Linked DNA regions of Homo sapiens: region 2 is linked to region 1. The links are chromatin loops, found by intact Hi-C in ENCODE. Cell type or tissue: PC-3. All regions are shown on one strand. Links, peaks and the distances in the headings refer to the core of each region. The heading gives the core; the rest is flanking DNA.

Evidence for each region. A loop is a pair of places that touch in the nucleus more often than their neighbours do. Peaks named below come from ENCODE experiments on the same cell type or tissue, not always from the same donor. Only the 100,000 strongest peaks of a DNase experiment are listed, where the experiment ranks them.
Region 2: a loop joins it to region 1, with 8 times the contacts of the local background. A loop is called at or near these places in 6 of 110 quality-filtered maps.

Annotation. Positions count from the first base shown.
Region 1 is chr7:27,918,394-27,926,261 of GRCh38, forward strand. All of the region lies in intron 2 of JAZF1 (JAZF zinc finger 1), which reads right to left. Among named protein-coding and RNA genes, the nearest start is that of TAX1BP1-AS1, 180 kb to the left of the region's middle. RefSeq lists an enhancer at 4,764-4,813. In PC-3, for the core only: a CTCF peak has its summit at 3,003 (motif pointing left); a DNase peak (open chromatin) is centred at 2,878; H3K4me3 peaks cover 1,041 bases; H3K27ac peaks cover 771 bases.
Region 2 is chr7:27,601,779-27,609,646 of GRCh38, forward strand. The region is part of intron 4 of HIBADH (3-hydroxyisobutyrate dehydrogenase); the gene reads right to left. It overlaps LOC107986699 (a long non-coding RNA gene), which reads right to left and starts at 7,486. Exons shown (of 2, transcript XR_001744911.2): 1 at 6,486-7,486; 2 at 616-4,752. RefSeq lists an enhancer at 859-1,619. In PC-3, for the core only: a CTCF peak has its summit at 4,114 (motif pointing left); DNase peaks (open chromatin) are centred at 4,143 and 4,593; H3K4me3 peaks cover 1,561 bases; H3K27ac peaks cover 2,751 bases.

The DNA of each region.
Region 1 (7,868 bases), core at 1,264-5,263:
ACGAGGTTTAGCACTTATTTTATAATTGCCCATATATATTAGTATCACCTCACTGACTATATCAGAGACTTAGGAGGGCAGAGTTCATGTTGTAGGCATCTTTGTACCATCTTGAGCAAAGGAGGAAAATGAGTAGTTTTTAGATAAAATCTAGCTGGAGAATGGATGTCAATATTTTCTAGTATTTCAACTTTTCCATGTGTTATTTGCACACAGTCAGGCAGTTATTGAGCACATATTGCTGCAGAGTTATACAGAAAATTTGAGAGCAGAGTTGCAAGTAGCCACGTGCTTGCTTCATTAACTGTGCTTGTGGCAATTTTTACCACCTGTGCAAATTTCCATTTCTCTGAACAATCTGACTATACATGTCCTGTTCACTCCCTCTTTCCAAAATGAATTAAGGAGAAGAGAAAACAGTGGTGATAAGAGAAAAAAAAAATCAGCTAGTGAGATTTAAAACAAAATTTGGTGAGCTTATACTAAATTGCTGCTTAAATATGGGAAATGACATTGATTGTTGAAAAGAAATACAGCCTAAGTTTCATTAACACCAATAACCTAAACATGGGACTTTGTGATGTTATCTGGCCTAGTCCTTTGTCTTCAGATTTGTGCTTTCAAGCATGCAAAGTATCATGGTTCTTAAAAGTTAAGAGGCTGACTGAAGGTCCCTTGCTTACTAAGTGATGAAGGTAGCACTGAAACACAGGTCCTAGTAATGGGCAACTTTAAATACTCAACACCTGTGGGTAGACTATCTTGTTAGCATGAAATGTAAAATTATATTTTGAAGAATTACAATTTTTGAGCTCTTAGGAGAGGAAATGCTCAACATAGGTGTGTAGACTATCTCATTAGCATGAAATGTAAAATGATATTTTGAAGAATTATGATTTTTGAGCTCTTAGGAGAGAAAAATATTTTGAACCTGGCCCCCCATTGTGAATAGAAACTAAAATGGGAAAATTTGGAGAAATAAACCAATAAGGAATAAAGATCATAAGTCATTCATGCTAAAACCTGTGATGAGAGTTAAAGAAAAGTCATTTAATTTTTCAAAGGTAAACGGAAAATGCAAGCATGTCTACAATGCCTTAAAGCTCAGTAGCTGCTTATCTTGTCAAAAATGTAACTATCAGAGCTGGATAACACAGAACAAGCATGAGGATGCATTTTACGATGATAAGGTAGCAACAGGAAATAACATATTTATAATCAATACAATAGTGCCAAATTTGCTTGGGTGAAGTCATACAAAAGAGGGGTGACTTATGGTTACAAAAGGAAGGAGCAAGCTCAGTTTTGTGCTATTTGACTACAGGAGTGCTCTGGAACGCCAAGGAAGATTGGACCAGCAGTCCAATTCTACCCACACCATTTATTAAATAATTAATACGTAATCATTTCAAAAAGTACTAGCTGGGAACTGGCTCTAAATCTAAATATCACTAATGACAATGTATGTAGAGGCAAATTCAATCCTGGTTTCCAAACAACTTTACAATCAACAACTTGTGGAGTTTACTCTGTGTGCAAGTTGTATTACTGCTTGCACCTTGGAATCCTCCTTCATTGCTACCCTTAGAATCCAAGCTAAAGGGACTCTCTTACAGGAGTGAATGCCTTAAGGGAAGTGCCTTTGGTGTTTGAGGAACCAAAAGCTCCTGGCCCTGACCCAAAACTAATCCACATTATTGTAAGGTACATCCAATATTAAAGGCACTATGGTGATGTTTTAGTACAGTGAGTCCTTAGCGTTCCTTAAAACTTCAGCTTCATTTGGCAACTGATGCCTCTTGGGGAGCAAAATTACTTACATCATTAAAACTTCATCAAGTCATAATTTTATTATAATTGTTAACATAAATAACTGCAGTAAATAAGTACAGAGTGATCGATTTGTTCTTGATATCTCAAGGGAGTCTTTATTTAGCTTTGATATATAAAATCAGGACATTATTTATTTGCATTACAAACTGCATATCAACTATTCACTTGGGCATGTTTTAATTGGTTTTAGGTTTTGCACATTCCATAACTGAACTGTGTAAGCAGGTTGGCTTCAAAAATAAGGTCTCATGTAACAGCTAAGTCTATATGACGATGTGTCATATGGCGTGTCAAACATTTTTCTGCTTTCCTCTGCTTCCCATCCTGACATCAGAAAAAACTTTGTTCTAGTGAAATAGAAAATAAATTCTGCTAAGATGGGATAAAAGGGGAGCATGTGAATAAGACCCTCTTCTTTCCTGGCCAGCAGCAAGTGCCTCCAGCTGTCTGATCTGCCTCAGTAGCCCAGCACAAATTTTTTAGTTGACTAATGCTCCCCACTTCCGCCGACAACAGAGTAAGATATCACCTGCTAAGATAAATTACCATAATATAATGATTGAAGGGAAAATATATGGTGTAATAGAGAGGTCTAAATACCCGTAAGTGGAAAAAAGCATAAACGACCATTTTAATTAATTTCCTAATGTAAAACACAGCTGTAGTAATGTTGGCAAGTCTCACCTGCCCGTTTTAAATTTGTGACATGAAATCATGCCACTTAATTAAGTCTTAATGCACAAAAATATATTTTATTTACTTTTTATGGAATACCAGCATTTAAAGCTTTCTATTTATGTGTGTAAGCGCTTTATAAATTACTTGAAATACTGAAAAAATCTGACTACTACTAACCGGCAGTTACAAGTACCAGTTTTAGTTTCAATAATTAAATGCCTTTTTGGTGGACTCCTGCTGCTATGTGAACTAGCTGTAGGCTATTAAAGTAATGAGTCCGGACAGAGTCATCTGATCTCATGGTTGGTGGAAAACTCAAGGAAAAGGGCTTTGCCCACAATTCCTAGTCTGTTTACCAGACTGCAACCAGACTGCCTGCTGGAAGCATTATAAAGCCTCTGGGCTTCCCCTTCCCCCTTCCAGCAAGTATCTTTTTTTTTTTTTTTCCTTTTTACAAGTGTTGTCTAGGAAAATATGGTATTATAGAGCCCTCTGCAGGCCAGAAGTTTTGTAGTGTAGCTTACCAGCATGATTTTTCTTAAAGTGGCAGTAAGAGAGGGGAAAAGCATAATTGTCAAAACTTCGTAAATCAGATCTCATTAAGAAATATGTTTGTCATAAGGGCAGACTGGCATCGATTCTTCCAGAAGACTCACTGAAAAAGAGCATCTCTGTTAACTTGTTTAAGGGATGTTGCCTTGATAGCAAAATTTTGGAGGGCCCCTGGTAACTTCATAATGGGTTGCAGTGTTAGGGATTATATCATCTTCATCATCATCGTAATTCTTAAAATAATCCATGAAAAATACAGGGCTCTGAACTGTTCACTTAAAAATGCAATTTCTGGCCAGGCATGGTGGCTCAAGCCTGCAATCCCAGTGCTTTGGGAGTCCGAGGTGGTAGGACTGCTCGAGACCAGGAGTTCAAGATCAGCCATGTAGTGAGATCCTGTCTCTACAAAAATAGAAAAGTATTTTTTTAAAAAAAGAATTTATATCACACCTGGGCTTTAGAAGCCTAGGTATAAGGAAGAAGAAATTAGAAGTCAGTTATACGAACTCTATGATTTCCTCAGCCAAGTTTTCATTCGAATGAATGAAGTGTATGCCTAGAAAAATTCAGTGAATTTCTTAAGTGTTTTAGGGAACTTAGTATAAATTTTTACAGGGCATTTTATATTGTGTTTTAAACTTTTTGGATGAAATGGATATAAATCATTACAGAAAGAAATACATAAAGATAAAAATGAGGAAGTGCATTGAAGACAAACAGAACAAATAAATAAGGTCTGATTTTCATTTAGATGGTACTTTTCGAACCACATTTTATGTTGGTTATAAAGTATTCTTTTTTTGTTGGAGACGGAGTCTCACTCAGTCGCCCAGGCTGGAGTGCAGTGGCACGATCTCAGCTCACTGCAACCTCTGCATCCCAGGTTCAAGCAATTCTCCTGCCTCAGCCTCCTGAGTAGCTGGACTGGACTACAGGCTCACACCACCATGTCTGGCTAATTTTTTGTATTTTAGTAGAGACGGGGTTTCACGGTGTTGCCCAGGCTGGTCTCGAACTCCTGAGCTCAGGCAATCCGCCCGCCTCGGCCTCCCAAAGTGCTAGGACTACAGGCATGACCCACCGCGCCAGGCCTTATAAAATATTCTTAAAGTCAGCAAAATAACCAAATAACTTAAAGTCAGCAAAATAACTTTTAATAGGAAAATTTTTCCTAATATTTTCAAGTCAGCAAAAGTACTAACAGCTTTTAATAATGGGTTTTTTTTTGCATAATAGTCAAGAGAGTATTAATTTAAAAGAGGAAGCATTTGACCAAAATATTTCCTTTTATTGAGTTTAATCTGTGCCAGGTAACTCATAAACCTCCTGGAGCACCCAGAGATACATGCTTCTAACAACTCACAGAGGTGCCAGAGCCGTCTCCTCAAAGTTCCTCACCCTGGCAGTAAAACATTATGATCAACATTCGCCTAGAAGCCAGGATAAGTGGAAGAAATGGGAAGTGATATGATGATGAAAAGAATCAGATATTGCATATGTTAAAATTTCCTTCCACAGCATTTTAATCATTTAACAGGGTCTCTTTAAGGACCCGAAGGGAGTTATGAGGAGGCCGTGGTCTGGAGGCAAGAACCCAGGCTGTGGTTGTTGGCGGCAGTCTCCAGATGAGCCTCAGCAGCTCCCTGGGGACTCTGGTGACATTCTAAGACCATGCCTTCTGTGGTTGTTTAGCATAACTGACTGCTGCTTTTCCCAAGGACAGCCATTTGGTGTTGGAGGTTTTTCTAGTCTTCTCTACTCAGTGGTATAGACAAGACCAGCATGTCCTTAGGGTAATGTCTGCAAGGGTTTGGGTTCCAGTAAAATGACTCTTCCAAACGAAAACCCGAAATTAAAACGTCGAGTTTCCAGATTTGTTGAATTCAGAAACAAGTGCTCTCGGCATGAACTGTCAACAGCCAAAGTTAAAACAGGCCAGCTGGTGGCTCCTGTGGGATCGTCTCCACACACTCTATCCCAACTTTGCAGAGTTGAATGTCAGACATTATTCTATCAGGCCTGGAATCCGCTGCCAGACTCAGCCTCCTTCATCCGGCTTATCTCCTACTGGGAGGCTGTGGCTGACTGGATGGAACTGCACACTTCCCAGCAGATGTTGGGCTGCCAACGGATGGGAGCATGGCTGGGCTGGCGCCGCCAACATTTACAGTCATTCCTCTTGCTCCATTCCCCCTGCAGCCCCCCAGCCCTGTCCCACCAACGCCTGCTTGCAGACTTGGCACACTAGGAGAGGACAGGTGATGAGGATTAGGCCAAACGTATTTGCATATCGTCAGCACAGGGAAGGAAATTAACACCACAGTGACATGATTTAGTGGCTAACCTTAAACCTGAGAAAGGTCTGAACCAATTTTTGAGCACTATGAGACTGAGGGAGATGTAAAATGCAACCCATCTGGCAGGGATGGGCTTGTCCAGGGTTAATGGAAGAAACAGAAATGAATTAGTTTGAGTATGAAGTGTTGTTTAACGTTCACTCACAAATTATGAGTGGGCCTTATACTTGGGCACAAGAAATGCCACCTTTACTGTATTCTTGTGGGATGGGGACGGGGACTGAAAATGGTGGGACAGTTTTCATGATCATTTTCTCCTCTGGCAGCTGTATCACAATCTTTTGAGACCGAGTCTTGCTCTGTCGCCCAGGCTGGAGTGCAGTGGCGCCATCTCGGCTCACTACAAACTCTGTCTCCCTTGTTCAAGCAATTCTCTGCTTCAGCCTCCCGAGCAGCTGGAATTACAGGCGCCCGCCACCATGCCCGGCTGATTTTTGTATTTTTAGTAGAGATGGTGTTTCACCATCTTGGCCAGGCTGCTCTTGAACTCCTGACCTCATGATCCACCCGCCTCGGCCTCCTAAAGTGCTGCGATTACAGGCGTGAGCCAGTGTGCCCAGCTCACAATCTTAATAGGCCCTTAAGGACAATGTTGACCATTTGTCTGCAGCCAAATTCAGAAATGCTCTGACAATTAGGTATTTCAGAAACTGAACATTTCATACAATTTTTGTTCACTATAATAAGAGCATAAAAACTTTTCACAATCTCTCACAAAGTTAAGTGAAAGAGAAAATGAATTAGTACCCATGAAGTATATTTTCATTTTTCTAAAGCTGCTTCTCATGGGAAAGTCAGAAAAGGGGCTGATTTTTTAAAATGATTATTTAGACAACTGAGTCATTCTGTAATTTGAAGCCAGCAAGAAGGCAGCTAATGCTATTTCAATTTGCTGTCATATGAAGGTACCTAGAAAAATGAATGCCATTAAAACTTTCTTCTCATTTTTATGAATCCAGTAAGGTAATGTGTGCATTCTCTGGGCAAATCCGCATAAAGCTGCTTTAATTTGTTTTCTGCTAAGACAATGGTGAGTTAGTTTCTCTGTAAGTAAGCACAAGTCTAGCATCCCTTGGAACACAACATGACATCCATCGTGAACACAGTGCTTTACCAACACACAGTGACTGACTACAATCTAGCTAAAGACAAATGCCAGACATATATTTTTAAAAATAGGGTTATTCCCTTTAATGCTGCCATCTTAGGAGGATATATGTACTTACTCTACTGCACTGCCATTTTATTACTCAAAAACATTTTGGACTTCCTATTGAAAACACCTTTGGAAAATACCTGGACTTCTATGGAAGATCACTAAGGGTGGTAACTATCACTGAGGAGCCAAAGGCCATTTGTAGTCAAGTTTGGAGAATAATGTAGGTAATTCAGCTCCCAGAACCCCTTAAAGTAAAAACCACACAGCAAAAACTTACCCAAAACAAATAAGGTGAAGCTAAATAGAATCTCAGCCTTTCATGAGATTTGAAATTATCTTTGAAGGCCATGCCAAAAAAGCAGCTGAAAACATATTTTGAGCAATGGTAGAGTCATTGAAACAGGTCAGGTAAACATCCCCCAGTGTGGTACTTTTTAAAAAGACAACATTCATTTATTTTATTTCTCTAGAGACAGGGTCTCGTCCTGTTGCCCAGACTGGAGTGCAGTGGCAGTCATAGCTCATTGCAGCCTCTAACTCTTGGGCTCAAGTGATTCTCCCACCTCGTCCTCACAAGTAGCTGGGACTACAGGCATGGGTCACCGTGCCTCACTCATTTTATTTTTAATTTTTTTCTAGATACAGGCTCTTGCTATGTTGCCCAGCCTGGTCTCGAACTCCCAGCGTCAAGGGATCCTCTCGCCTCAGCCTCCCAAAGTGCTGGAATTACAGGCATGAGCCATGTGCCCAGCCCAAGGCCAATATTCATTTGGATGTTGTGTATTATGTGTCTTTTGCAGAGTAAGCAAAACACCCATCGGAGGAGTTCTTAAAAATCATGGCAGCCCCTCCTACAACTAGGAATCTATTGAGGTCACCTGGATGCAGATCACATTTCTTCTGGGAAGCCACTTGAATGATACCTCCGTAGTTACAAAGAAAGGTGTACTAAAAACCTTAGAAACCTCACCATGGCTAGCCTGGAGAGTCCCCTGTGGTATGCAGAGCTGAATACTTGGAAGGAAGTGAACCACTCTGCATGAATGATAAGGGAGTCCCCAAAGGGGAGTGATGTTATCATTAGGGCAGGCAGAGTGTGGACAGGCTCAAGACAGACAGGACATCTTAAGGACAGGCTCAAGATGGAGAGGAAGGCTGGTTTGGGAAGAGTATATGATGAGTTAGAAACTCCTTTGTAACCATCTTCCTGGACACAGTACTTGGGTTTGGGGAAATCTTGGCTGAGAGTACAATTATGAAACAAAGCTGTGAAGAGAGGCCCACATAAG
Region 2 (7,868 bases), core at 1,757-5,756, 320 kb before region 1:
TGTTTGCCCTTTTTGTTCCTTTAGTTAACTAGATTAAAGCACTTAAAACCAAAAATAAAATTACTTTAGATTACCTATGTGAACTTTTTTTGGTTAGCTAATAATTCTTTCTATATTTTGATTGTGGGTATTGTGTGGGAGTGGGGTCATTGAATGGTGTGATATCGATAGAACAAGAAAAAGTATTTTTCTCTATTTTGTTTTTAAATGAAACAAACCAAAGCCTTTTAGTTATTCTAGCAACCCAAAGAAACTCCAAACTTGAATGTATTAGTCTCCTGCAATAATATTGAAAATCCTCTACCTAAAATGTCTTATTTTTGCTAAATCAGGCTAATTCTTAAAATTGCATATTGTCCTATTGTGCCTTCCTGAGACTCAACTTCCTCACTGAAAAAAAAAAAAAGAGGATAATCTGCATTTCATGGGGATGCTATAAGGATGAAATGTTTTAAAATACAGAAACAACCCAGTGTGATAAACTGACACACAAAAGGTACTTAATTAATCAGTTGACTTCTAGAAAATTCTGCACTATAAAACTTTAAGGTGATTAGAGATGTTTTGAATCTACTTATTGATAAGGCTGTGTGCATTTTCACACTTTCCACTCCGTTAAGACTATCAGATTTTATTCCAAGAAAGAGTGCAGGGAAGAAAAAGCAGCAGGCAAAAACTGAAACAGAAAAACAACATGGATGTTGTAGCTCTTACTTTCATTCTCTTATTTTTAAAAATAAACTTGACTTTTCATCCCTCTTGTTACCTATTTTTCAAAGAAATACAAGTTTCCTTAGTCTTTTAGTTTTTAGAAGCCATGTTTAGAGCTAAGCTGATATACTATGCCAAAAGTACACTTAAAACTGGGTATCTTCATTGCTGAACGTTTTACATTACAAGGCGTCAGTCTTTAAAAAAAATTTTTTTAAACCTGAAGATTACTGACAAATAAGCATTCTCTAACAATTATGAATTATTTCACATCATTTTAAGGTTTCACTTGATCAATTTTACATGCAAACGTACTTTCTCATTATTTACTCTTTCCTACTATGTTTCGCATGCCAAAAAAAATCCACTAATAGATTATAAACTCTGCTTGCCAGTTCCCTTCTCAACAACCTCCATCCATCCCAGCACCCACCCATTCCCAAAGAGATACCCAGCATTGTTTATGTGGAGTTGGAAACAATACACTCCCCACTGCTGGTTAATTTACATCAGATACAGCCAGGCCCAGGAAGCAAAGTGCCTGTCGTTTTCACCCCTTTTTTCTTCTCCCTTGCTTGCTCATGCCCCCTCACCCCTTTTAATTTAAATTACTCGTTTTAACTTAAAAACTTCTGGATGTTTTATTACCTTGGCAGCTTTTTCTCTGGATTGACTAAAAAGGTAAGTTTAAACAGTTTTTGTCAGTTAATATCTCTTCTTTTTTTTATATTTGTATCTGACAACCAGAATCCATAGTGTTAAAACTGCAATGATGATGCTGCTGCATTTTACCAGGCTAACTCAGGTTGGGCACAATTTCATTGTTTTTTTGTAACCTAAACATACAAAAAACAAAAATGTTACTTTGCATGCAGTTAAATTGGTTGTTCTCTAATCATCTCTATCTCTACAATCTTTATGTGCTCCTAAGGGATATAAAAAGATTTTATGTTAGGTTTTGTTGTTTTCATTCTTTATTTTTTTAACCATAAAATATTACACATGCAGATACAGTAAGTCATTGTTTCCTTGCCTATATATTTATAGAAAATTACTAAAAATCTAGTATTAAAAATACTATAAAGCCAAAATGCCAGCTTTTCTTTGAAAGCCACATTAACTGTGTCCTAATCAGTTTTTCTAAATTTCAGATATTTAAAAAGAATTAAATATAACATCTTTAATAACATGTATAAAGCCATTTCAAAGACTGAAATCCTAACTCTCAAATTTCACTAAATTAAATTTTATCTAAAACCAAGTAAGTTAAACATATTCCACTGTACATTAAAAATAAGATATGCAAAGACTCCCCAGTGTGTGCAAATGATACCAATAATTAAGAATCACATTTCGAGCTTTAAAACACTTCTATCTAAAAGAATCCAAAAGTGTGAGTAAATTGCTTTGACTGCTAACATTTACTTTCTGTAGTACTTTCTCTCCCCTTTTCATCCTAGCTCTCACCCCCACACCAACACACATACATAAAATAGATCATTTAGGCCAGTGGTATTTCAGTACATCGCCCCTCCTCCTCCACTTAGACAGTATTGCCTTTTATATCTATGTGGAGGTTCCCATGGCAACACTCACTTACACCAATACTATTTCCAACTGAAATGAGAGAATCCAAAATCTAAATGCTTCATTACTAAATAACATATACCCTAACAAGTAAGAATTGTTTTTCTCATTATCATTATTTTTCAATGTTTTTAGATTTCTGGAATTTCAGCAAAAAAATCATTTTAATATTATAGAAATAACTAGAAAAACAGTCATTGTAGGCAACTATATGTATGCATATCATTACATGAGATTTGTATGTGCTTACTCTTACTGCATAAAATTGATATGCTGAGCCAAGAAACCTCAATTATAATTATGAATAGTAAGTATAATTTTTACTAGTCCAGTTTACTCTATCAAATTTGATTTTTTTTTTTTTAATGTTGGCTACATAGCTCACAAAAGACCCTGGTGAGAAATTCTAACACAACAAGCCAAGAAGCAATTCATGGACAGCAGGAGGCAATTCCAGAACACAGGCATAATCTATAAAGAGAAACCTCTACAGCTTTTTGATGTTAAATAAGTAGAAATATTAGCATACAACAAAGCTAAGAAGCAGACTGTTGCATCAAGTTTAAAAGTAAAAATTTCAGGGTCAAATGTCATGAGTACCTTTGTCTAGACTACTTTCAAAAGTGAAATTTCCTAATTTTTAAAACCAAAAGGTCTCTTTTGGTAATACTGAAGGGTGCATATATTTAGTTTTAGTACAACACACATTCTCATCAAGTTATTCAAAATATAAGGGAGGGGAGGGTTTTGCTTTTAAGTGGGAACATCAAGGTGGGAGGTCAAACATTTACTTTGAAAACATATACATTTCTTAAAACAGGTTGTGCACATTAAGAAGCCTCAGAAGAGGCAAGAGTATAAAATGAGTAGCACTAAGCTTTTTGCTAAATGATCAAAGCTAAGCATTAAACATCACTCTGCATGGTGAATACATTTTTTAAAAGAATAAAAATCAATAGAATATACACTGAGCTTTATTTATTCTGACAACATATCCTATCACCTGGATAGCTGTATTAAGTAATTTAATTGTTTCTGCTACAGTTTATTAACTTATATTTATGGGTTCATAAAAATAGAACATGAATACGTATTTTAATGAAAAAAATCACACTTTTATAAAATTTATAATGAGCCTTTTTTTATTGTGCTTTTTACATTATCACTGTTTTAAAATGAGCTGATTCAAAAGACTATAAAGACTCCCTGAAAAACAGTACAGGAAACTCAAGAATTTACTTTCCCAAAAACAGCTTTTAAGACATGAACATGAACTGCCTAATGAATCTCATAGTTAGGCTTGTGAAAAGGACCAACTTGCACCTTTCAGAGGTTTCTCCCTCTTTTTAAAAATTCCCATACAGTAAAACCTGCTGACACTTTTTTTTTTTTTTTTTTTACAAGACCCAGGGAGGGGGGTGGAATCTTGCCACATGGTGGGGGGCGGGGATTTGAAATATTTGTGAGAATTTTTATACGCTGGATTCCCCTCTCCAGTGTTTAGACAAGCAAAAAAAAAAAAAAAAAAAAAAAAAAAAGCCAAATGTTAAATGCTTATTTTACTAAATGAAAAATAGCAATCCCCTCCAAATATTTCATTTTCATTTACTTTCGTTTTAATATCAACAACCTAAAAACAAATATTTAGAGTTTAGAAATCTTTTCAATTCTTTGCAGATACTTAACCTTGATATCAGATGTAGTTTTCAGTCAACTTCAAAAGTAAAATCGTTATATCTTTAACAAAAAATAATATATTTTATAATCCTTTTATCATTAGCAGGTTTGGATGCAATGCCACCTGGTGGCACAGATAAATTCTTAGCTGGACTTAGGTTTTTGGAAACTGAGCTGTTCTATGAAATACTAACCAACTCTTCTGACTACTCTAACCTCCTCCCAAACAAGTTATTCATCCCACAGTTTAACAATAAATGATCATTTTCATTTCAAAAATTTTAAGATTTTTAAGCAATTAAACTGTACATATGCACATGACAATTTCCTCAGCATTTAAACATCATAAAACATTTTTTTCATAAACCAAAATTATACCAAAGATTTACTTTTTAAAAGTTGAAATGTTTAAATATGGGGGAGGGGGTAAGATGGAGTAACCAAGTTGCTTTGTAAAATTACACTGTATAATTAATTCCATGGTAAGAATGTTTTTATGGTGTGTTTTGGTGACCTTTTATGACCATCAAGTTCACAATGCTGGTGGGCTGCCTTTTAATCCCTCCGCAGACAAAGGCCCTAAATAAACACAGATCCCTTCCTGGGAAAAAGTCCACTCTGGTTAAATGGTAAGGAAATGAGTAAATCATTAGTAATCTTTAAAGCCAAAGCTATAAACTCAAGTTACCTTAAGTTGAAATGAAAGTGTCCTGCAAGAGTTTCAAAGTTCTGTCACAGATAGAAATCTCCAGCTCTTGACTCCAGACTAGGCGCCAGCTGATAAACAAACAATTTAAGTCAAGAGCTGGAGAATTCCCAGCTTTTTCATTTAATGGCTTTGGCCAAGAGTATTTATTGCCTCCAGTTTTATTCTCACTTAGCTCTAAGAGGAAATTTAAACTCATCATTATCTTAAAGCCCCATATGGGTAGCAGTCAGCTCACCTGATAATAGCTCCTCTTACTCTGCACTGATTGTTGAGTCTCTACTAAAAGTGATGTAATAATATAAACTAATTAACCATAGTTTTAGGTTGACTTTTTAACAGGCTAAATAAATTTTGTTCAATATAGTTTACATTCCCACTTTGGATAGTTACAATTCCAAAAAGTTAAACTTTACAGTTTTCAGTAGAAACTACCAACTAAAATGGAAGAGGACAATGTAATCTCTCTCTCATTCTTGCATGCTCTGGTCTCTGGCACCCCCACCCCCTAACCCTTGTTCACTAGCTCCTCAATATTGCGTAAGGTAACTTTTCTGTATCAAATGTAGACTTTTCCTATTAGCTTGAAATATCCAGTGTTGCTCTATTTCCTAACAGAGCAAAGTGCAGGATTTAAGATGTAAATGCCGAATCATGAAAAGCTGTTGATTTTATATGTGTACTAATAAGAATGTAAAAGTTCAGTCCAATTAAAGACCATAAGATGTCATCAAACCTTTCTAAATGCTGTATTTAAAAGTCTGCGGCTGGGCGCCATGGCTCACACCTATAATCCCGACACTTTTGAGAGACCGAGGTGGGCAGATCACCTGAGGTCAGGAGTTCGAGGCCAGCCTGGCCAACACGGTGAAACCATGTCTCTAGTAAAAATATAAAAAATTAGCCGGGCATGGTAGCTCATGCCTATAATCCCAGCTACATGGGAGGAAGAGGCAGGAGAATCATCTGAACCCAAGAGACGGAGGTTGCCGTGAGCTGAGATCACGCCACTGAACTCCAGCCTGGGCAGCAGACCAAGACTTTGTCTCAAAAAAAAACAAAAAAAGTTTGCTATCAAAGATTACAGGTCTCAAAGTCAGAATTATGTCGCTGCTCTTATTCCTTTCTCAAAATTATCATTTATTTTTAGAAAAACCTCACCTCTACCCAGGATTTTATATGGAAATAATTATTTTAACTATCTGAATGTTTGTAGATATTTAACAATTACAGTAAACTAACTAGCCTCCTTCCTCCAGCTGCTTATCTAATGAAAGAATGCTGCAAAAAAAAAAAATGTTATAGCCTAAGGTAAAGGGTTAATAAAATATGCCATTAGTGCATAGAAAAATACTTTTCTTCCCGTTTCTTAATTTTCACAAAGTTTTATAAAACTATCTTGGCTGTAAAAGCCAATTAACTATTTCAGTGTCTGCCAAGACTAGTTTCTATTCTTTTAATATATGGACATAGTACATTAAATATGTTGGTCACTTAAGAACAAGTACTACTCTCACACATAAGAAGCATTAGGGGAAATGAAATGTAATTAATGATAAAATTATTCGTATTCTGGCCTCATACTAAGTTTGATTTTTTAAAATCTCCCTAGGTACAATGTCCTCCTAGAGGCTGTAGTAGATAAACAATTATGATAACCAAAACTAACAGTCAATAATAACTCAAAGCAAAAAGATGTCAGATACTAATGTTAAAATTCTTAGTACTCTTTTAAAAGAAATCCACATCTTTCCTATCCCTGTAGGTAACCTAAGCTAAATGCAAAAAAACAACAATCTTCTACCTTCAGGTCAGGTCAAAATCCCTCCAAGGCAAAAGACAGAAGGCATATCTGCTGCCATACTTTCCTTGGACCTGAAGGAAAGATGACTACTATGAAATTTGCATGTAAATTTAAAATGTTCACAACTACATCACCCAAGCAATGCAAAACAGAATTTTATGGCAAATACATAGAAAGACAGACTTAAAACTTAACGTCATATACTTTTCATCTGTTAACATTATCAAACCTCAAGAAAATCGGACTTCTTGAAAACTTCAAATAAGTCTGATAAGGTTTCAGTTTGATTATGGTAGCAAGGCCCTTGTCAAATTCTCAATTACATCTCCTCCTCCCACCTCACTGCCAATGCTATCCAGGGATCACAAACAAAACAAAATGAAGACATATAATACATAGAGTATACTGGAACTAGTTTCACATTGCTTAGAAATCAATAGATGTTAAAGAAAAATAAATTGTACATAAGTAATAGCTTCAGATTTATTTGCTAAATTCACCTTTATATAAACAGGGCTCAGTAGTCCTAAACTGTGACCAGACCCAATTGTGTCTGACTTACATCCTGAATGGCAATTAAAGGACATTAAAAATACCCTGGGATTACTTCAGGCAGGACCCCTGCCTTATCCATATACTTTCCAGCATAACCATGTAAAGAGAACACAGGTTCCCCCTCTACCACAGAATAGAGCCTGGCAAGAACAGCTGGTGTCATGGTTACTTGATTGGAAATTACAGTGCAATTAAAATTTGGCCTTCAGGTCTGGAGATAAAGGAATTGCAAACTGCAAAAGTAAATTTTTAGAAATAAAGTAGCTTGTTGTTGGCAATAATAGTAATTATTACTAACAATAAATAATGAGAGCAATAATAAAAAATACTGTAAAAGTGATCACCTTGCCTTCTCTAACACATTCTTCTGTAATTTTCTTAGGCGACAAACTGCTGGAGCTGCCTCAACCATGTTATCTTGGGCAGTGAGTCACCAGTCTTCTTTGAATGTGTTAAGAACTTAACACCTTATATATGAATTACTGTCTATGACAACTGTTGCAAGGCAGTCTTAGGCATGCCAAAGAATGTAAAAAGAGATTTTTATGGGCACCTCTTCTTCAGGACTAATTTCAAAGAAACCCTTGGAATTTATTTACCAAACATTTCTGAACTACTTGTGCAAACTGTAGAAAATCCCAGGCTAAAGATATTCTCCAGAGACAGAAAGGATACTTTATGGATACAGAGTGATAAGTAAAATTATGGGAAAATGTAAATGGCTAACATAATTGACCCAGTTCTGTGTACTAGTACTGATGAATCTTAACTCATTTCTAAGGAAATGGATTTGTCCCTCAAAGTAAGGTATACTTTAATTATAAGAGT